2 separate regions of the Homo sapiens genome follow, and region 1 is linked to region 2. Evidence: chromatin contacts called from ENCODE Hi-C or POLR2A ChIA-PET data. All regions are on one chromosome and are shown on one strand. The core of a region is the stretch at or near the end of the contact, and the rest is flanking DNA. Distances in the headings are between cores, read along the strand shown. Region 1 has its middle 200 kb from the start of TESHL. Region 2 holds the start of IGFBP-AS1 (IGFBP5 antisense RNA 1).

Region 1 (2,700 bases), core at 67-2,566, 380 kb after region 2:
TCTTCAAGTCCAATCTCATCAGTAGTATCAGGGGGCTGAGATGGATGATCTCTAAGCAACCTTCCAACCACAGTGTTTTATAATTCTGTGTTCTGTGACCCATGTCTTCCTTGGAGGGCTCTTCAATCATGATCCCTATTACTATTGCCTTTGTTCGTATTAATAATAGCTTTCAATTATTATTCCTCAGATCATTCTTGGAGCACACATATCATAACTGGAGCACACAATAATGACAAGGACAGAAGCCAAGCATGTCATAAGCAGCCATTGTTGAAACAGATATGCTGCAGGGGCTGGAGTGACAATCGCTAAATGTCCCCCCACCACACACACACACACACACACACACACACACACACACCTGCCCCTGGCAGGCCCAGCCTCAGGGCTCAGCCAGGTGACTTTTTCTTCTGGGTCATTAGGAGTCTGGGGTGAGCCCAGGCTACAGGAGGAAGGCATTACTTTGTCATTTTGGGAAAAAGGGTCACGTGTCCTACTTTTGCAGATGACAGCTCATTTTAACTTTACACTTGCATGCTGGTTTGGGAGGACTTTGAAGAGGCAGCATTGAGTAGTGGTTAAGAAAAACACAAGCTCTAGAGGAATGTAGGATTTTTTGTGTCCCAGCTCTTCCACTTGATAAGCTTTGCATCATGGGAGAAGTTACTTAATTCTCTGTGTCTCAGTTTTCTCATCTGTAAAATGGGGATAATCCCAGGTCCTCCTCCTCAGTGGTTTAAGGATGGAGTGAGTGAACGTATGTTAGAGCAAGGCCTGGCTCACTGTGAGAACATAAGTCATATTAGCTATTGTGATGGTCTTCTTAACCGCCTTCTTACAGAAATAATAGAACTGAGGCCCAGAAAGACAGAGAGAGAAAAAATAGCTTGACTGAGCACATGGCCAGTGGTGACAAAGTTGGAAACACTTCAGCTTCCTGATTCAGTGCTGGCTTTGAGGGCAGTGCTCTCTCCCTGAGCTTCCCACAATATATTCCAAAGGCCCCTTCTAAGCATATGTCTTCTACATCAGCACTCACCACTATCAGCAGGACTGACCTCCCCAGTGTTTCCCACACACACCCAGCATTCTTCCGTCCCATCTCTACCTTGGGATTTCCTTCCTGCTTTTCTCTACCCTGTTCAGGGAACACGTCCAACCAGCCTTCCTCCGCGGACACTGCCCAGACTTCTCCATGGGCACTTCCTAGCCCCCTCTGATATGCAGCCCTCTCTGAATCCCTTAGTTCCTTAGTGTCTGTGCTGTGGAAATCCTCCTATTTGACCTTGTAGTGTGAGTCATCTTTGCATGGTAAGTACCACGTAGTCCCTGCTGTCAGGACCTTTGTGGGGCCCAGCCAAGTGCTAAGGCTCATTTGGGCCTTAGCACATGTTGACTTGCACCTTCTCTTGCTGGCAGCCCCCGTCCTGGACTCCAAAGGACTCAGCAGTCCTGATTCTAATTCTGTCCTAATTCTCCCCTCCCTCTCCTGCAAATCGAGCTGAGTGGTGGTGGAGTCTACTTCTCTGCTCTCTTTCTTACACTGAAAGCCACCACAGCTCACTGCCTTTGGTGTGTTCAGATAGGGATTACAGCCCCAAATACAGCAGCTTGTTTCCTGATGAAAACCCAGCCAAGCAGCTGGATTGAGTGCCTGAATAAAGACTCAACCCCAATTAAGGAAGAGCTGGGAATCGCTGCAATTCTGAGACAGCGCAGTTATCATAAGCCCTTCTAAGAGAAACCATTTAAGATAGGGTCGGAATTAAAATAGTTTCCCCGGCACACAATTATGTACTGACTCTTTCTGAGGGAGTCGTTTAGGGAGCAAAGAATGGAGTTTTCATTTTAACTGCTCTTTCTCAATTGCACAAGACAGTTTTCGAACTCTTCTCCTTAAAATTGTGTTTCTATCATGGCCTCTCTCACGACGGTTCGCAACATCTAGTTTGTTTCCCACTCATAGAAATATTGCACATACATTTTAGTTTTGTGAGAAATTATATTCTTAGGGAAAGGCAGGTTGTGTGAGTAGATTTATTTCAGTATATCAAAAATATGATGCTTTTTTTTTAAGTGGTGAATTTGTGAGCAGACCTCAGAGCAGATGCTGGAGGTCCCCTGATGGTCATTCCACATTCTACTCCCCAGTGTTCCCGGCTGCTCAGTGCCCTTAGTGAGTCCCTTAATCGCTTTAGGATCTCATTCCCTCATCAGTAAATGAGGTGCTGACACCTGCTCTTCTGATTTCCCAAAGCAACTATAAAAATAAAATGAAATAAAGCATAAAACACTAGGCAGAATATAAATCACAATTGCGACTTCAAACTCTTATGTCTAGAATGCCCTGCCTTCACCTTGCAGGACCACTCTGCAGAGGAAATCTGAGACATTGGTTCTATTGCCCTGTTTCTCTTCAGTCCTTGGACCTGCCCACCTGCATAGCTTTCTTCTGATCTCTCCCTACCATTGCTGATACAGGTTTGTGACCTGCCACCACTGGGTGAAATCATTTATTTCTCCCCACATTCTTTGCCATGCATTTGCAATGTTTTTCCATTTGATTTTGGGGGCTTTGAGTCTCACTATTTTGCCCTCTCATTCCTCGCCCCCCCCCCCCACTTTCAGAAAGACTTTTCCTAGGAACTTTTTCATTTATGGGCTGGTTGGTTTCATTTCCTCTGACATGCCTCTTTC
Region 2 (2,700 bases), core at 183-2,682:
ATTGCCCCCGTAACTAAACTGTCTCCGTAACTAAACTACGCCAAATAAACATTGTTTAGCCAAGTTTTAACCCCTTTTGGAGAGAATCAATAGCCAGTTTGACGTCTTAGAACCCAGACTTTTATGTAGTTTATTTAACTTTTTTTTTTTTTAACTAAAGATCAGGTAACTCTTTCCAAAAAGAAACTCAGTCTAAGGGGGTAGAACTGTTCTGATTGAACAAGTAGCTGTGTCAATCATTTCAACCCTAGACTCCTGGCGCCGAGAATTTGGGGGCGGCGCAACCCGGGGGCGGGGCAAGCGGAGGCGAGGCTCCCAGTGCGTGGCTTTTCTGTCTCCGCCCCCTGAATTTTGCATTCTGCGTTTCCAGGGCCCCTCATGCACTTAATCCACACCCACTTGTGATCTGGTTTAAGAGATTGGGGAGGGCGGGGTGGGGGGATTGCGGAGGGAGGAATTGCGGGGCGGGGGTGGAGGTGGTGGTGGTGCCAGGAATCTGCATAGGCGAGGAAGTTGAAAGCTCTGAATCTCACATCCCCTTTTGCCTCCCAGCCCTATGTCCACCTTTCATCCTAGGTAAAATCTGAATTGGAGAGGGGGAAAAGGAATTAGATTCAGAAACGAACACCAGGCACAGAATACCAAACCCTTCCTTTCTACTCTTCCCCACCCCCACCCCGCACCCCCGCACTCCTAAAGTATTTTTTTCCCTTCCTGGGATAAAATAAAAGTCATTTTGCAGTTAAATATGTTTTACCATCTACCACAGGCAATCATCTTCAATAAAAAGCAATGGTTATGCACATGGGAGGGGCTTCAGGGCTCCCACCCGAAAGGCATTAGCTACCAAGGATGTGGGGTGTTTGTGGTGTGTGTGTAGGGGTGGAGGGATAGAAACGTCTGGAGGCACGGGGGTGGAGGGGCCAAGAGGGACAAAGGTGGAATTAGCTCAGAAGATAGGTAATGCCTCTCTCTCCAGGCCGCAATTAAAATAATATTTTAACAAAAGAGATTTTTTTTCCAAGTTCAGAAAAAAACCTATGCGGGGCGCGAGGGGGGTGGAGGAGGGAGTTGATAATGTAACATACACTCTTTCAGACTGTAGATAGGGTACCAGGGGATTTGGACCTTGTGACCGAATAAGAGCTCAGAATCAGTATTCGGACAGAGTAGGGGGAGGGGGCGGGCAACGTGTGGGTAGGAGGAAGGAGAAAGAGCGAAAGCTGGGATAGACTCGGCTAGACAGTTCCCCCGGGTAGCAGGATCCTCCAGGGCTCCAATTCCGGGGTGCAAGGACCCTCCCCGACTACTCCCGAGCTGCACCCCAGCTCGAAGCCACTTGCTGCGCAAAGCGCGCGGGCCCAGCCGGTCTCGTGTCCCCCGCCCGTGCGCCGCGTAACTGACTGGCACACTGAGCGCGCTCACCGATCTTGACTTGCTCGCGGTAGCTCTTTTCGTTGAGGCAAACCCCGCGGCCGTGCAGCAGGGCGTGCAGCGGCTTCTCCTCGTCCTGCCGGGGGAGGCAGCGCAGCCCCTGGGCGCAGCGCTCGGTGTAGACGCCGCACGACTGCCCCTCGGCCAGGGCGCAGGTCATGCAGCAGCCGCAGCCCGGCTCCTTGACCAGCTCGCAGCCCAGGGGGCTGGGGGGGCACATGGAGAGGGCTTTCTCGTCGCAGGGCTCGCAGTGCACGAAGGAGCCCAGGCTCTGGGCCGGCCCCGCATAGGCGGCCAGCAGCAGGAGGACCGCGGTGAGCAACACCATCTTCTCTTAGTCGCCCCCTTTACCTCGGGGTGGGGCAGGAGAGCGAGAGTGCAGGGATAAAGGGGCCAAGAGGGCCCCCGGAGATTTTTTTGTTTTTGTTTTTGTTTTAAAATTTCTGGCAGGTAGAGCAGGTGCCCTCCCCCAGACACTTGCAAAAATGTAGAGAGAGGTGGAGGGCTGGGGTGCCTGCGAGCAGGTCCCAGTTGCAAGAATTAAAGCCTTGCAACAGGTTGGGGGAAGCAGGGCAGCGCCAGGTGCACGCAGTGAGCGGAGGCCGGAGAAACCCTCAAGCCTGAGCGGGTCAGAATTATAGGGGAAAAAAAGCCACAAAATTGTTCACCCCCAAGCAACCACCGAAATAATGAGATCGGATGCAGTGGAGATGGCGTTGGGGGTGGGAGAGAAAAATGGATTTATCTTTAAAATTTTTGCTTAAAATCTAAAATACACCCCGCTTTCTAACCCTCAGCTGCCAGCGGTGCGCGGCGCCGCAGAACAGGTAAGAGGCGTTGGCTGCAGCCGAGAGGGTGGGAGAAAATGTTGAAATCAAGAAATTAAAAAACAAAAACAAAAACAAAAAAACCCCAAACCCTAACACCTCTTTTCTCCCACTTTGCCACCTCCTCTTCGAAATTCGCAGGTTCTACGCGAAGTCCGGAGAAGGGTGAAAACGGAGGAGGGGTAATGAAAAGGAGCAAAAAAGGGAAAAAGCCCACACTGCTTTGCAGCTCTTTCCTAGCTCTTTTCCCCTGCAGAAGTTTCCAAAGAGACTACGGGGCTCCGGGAGAGCAGGCGCTTTTAAATAGCCGGCCCCTGGCTGCCAGCCAGTTTGTAGCTGCAATTTGAGCTTCCCAACACCCAACTCAGGCAAGGATGCCAAGGAGCTTTGCAGTACAAACTCACACGGGGTGGGGGTGGGGAGAGGCCTTCTAGACACA

What was found. Hi-C counts contacts between places; a loop is a spot of excess contacts on that map. ChIA-PET counts read pairs that join two places held with the same protein, here RNA polymerase II (POLR2A). Pooled maps may share reads with other maps.
Region 1: a loop to region 2 is called in a map of left ventricle myocardium inferior, with 5 times the contacts of the local background. The contact joins the enhancer-like site here to the promoter of IGFBP-AS1 in region 2. A Hi-C loop is called at or near these places in 14 of 168 maps with a recorded cell type or tissue (IMR-90, adrenal gland, heart left ventricle and 7 more), 1 of 37 single-sample maps with no recorded cell type and 21 of 50 pooled maps. POLR2A ChIA-PET finds 5 or more read pairs at or near these places in 6 of 52 experiments (A673, AG04449, AG04450 and 3 more).

Annotation. Positions count from the first base shown.
Region 1 is chr2:217,074,060-217,076,759 of GRCh38, forward strand. No RefSeq gene overlaps it. Among named protein-coding and RNA genes, the nearest start is that of TESHL, 200 kb to the left of the region's middle. Within about 2 kb of position 1,317, at least 12 of the 41 ENCODE cell types and tissues checked have a DNase peak (open chromatin) inside an H3K27ac peak, as active enhancers do; they include IMR-90, adrenal gland, heart left ventricle and 3 more, where a contact is called at or near this core.
Region 2 is chr2:216,693,014-216,695,713 of GRCh38, forward strand. IGFBP-AS1 (IGFBP5 antisense RNA 1) reads left to right here and starts at 1,433. Exons shown (of 6, transcript NR_187138.1): 1 at 1,433-1,748. It overlaps IGFBP5 (insulin like growth factor binding protein 5), which reads right to left and starts at 2,536. Exons shown (of 4, transcript NM_000599.4): 1 at 1,426-2,536. The coding sequence starts at 1,762.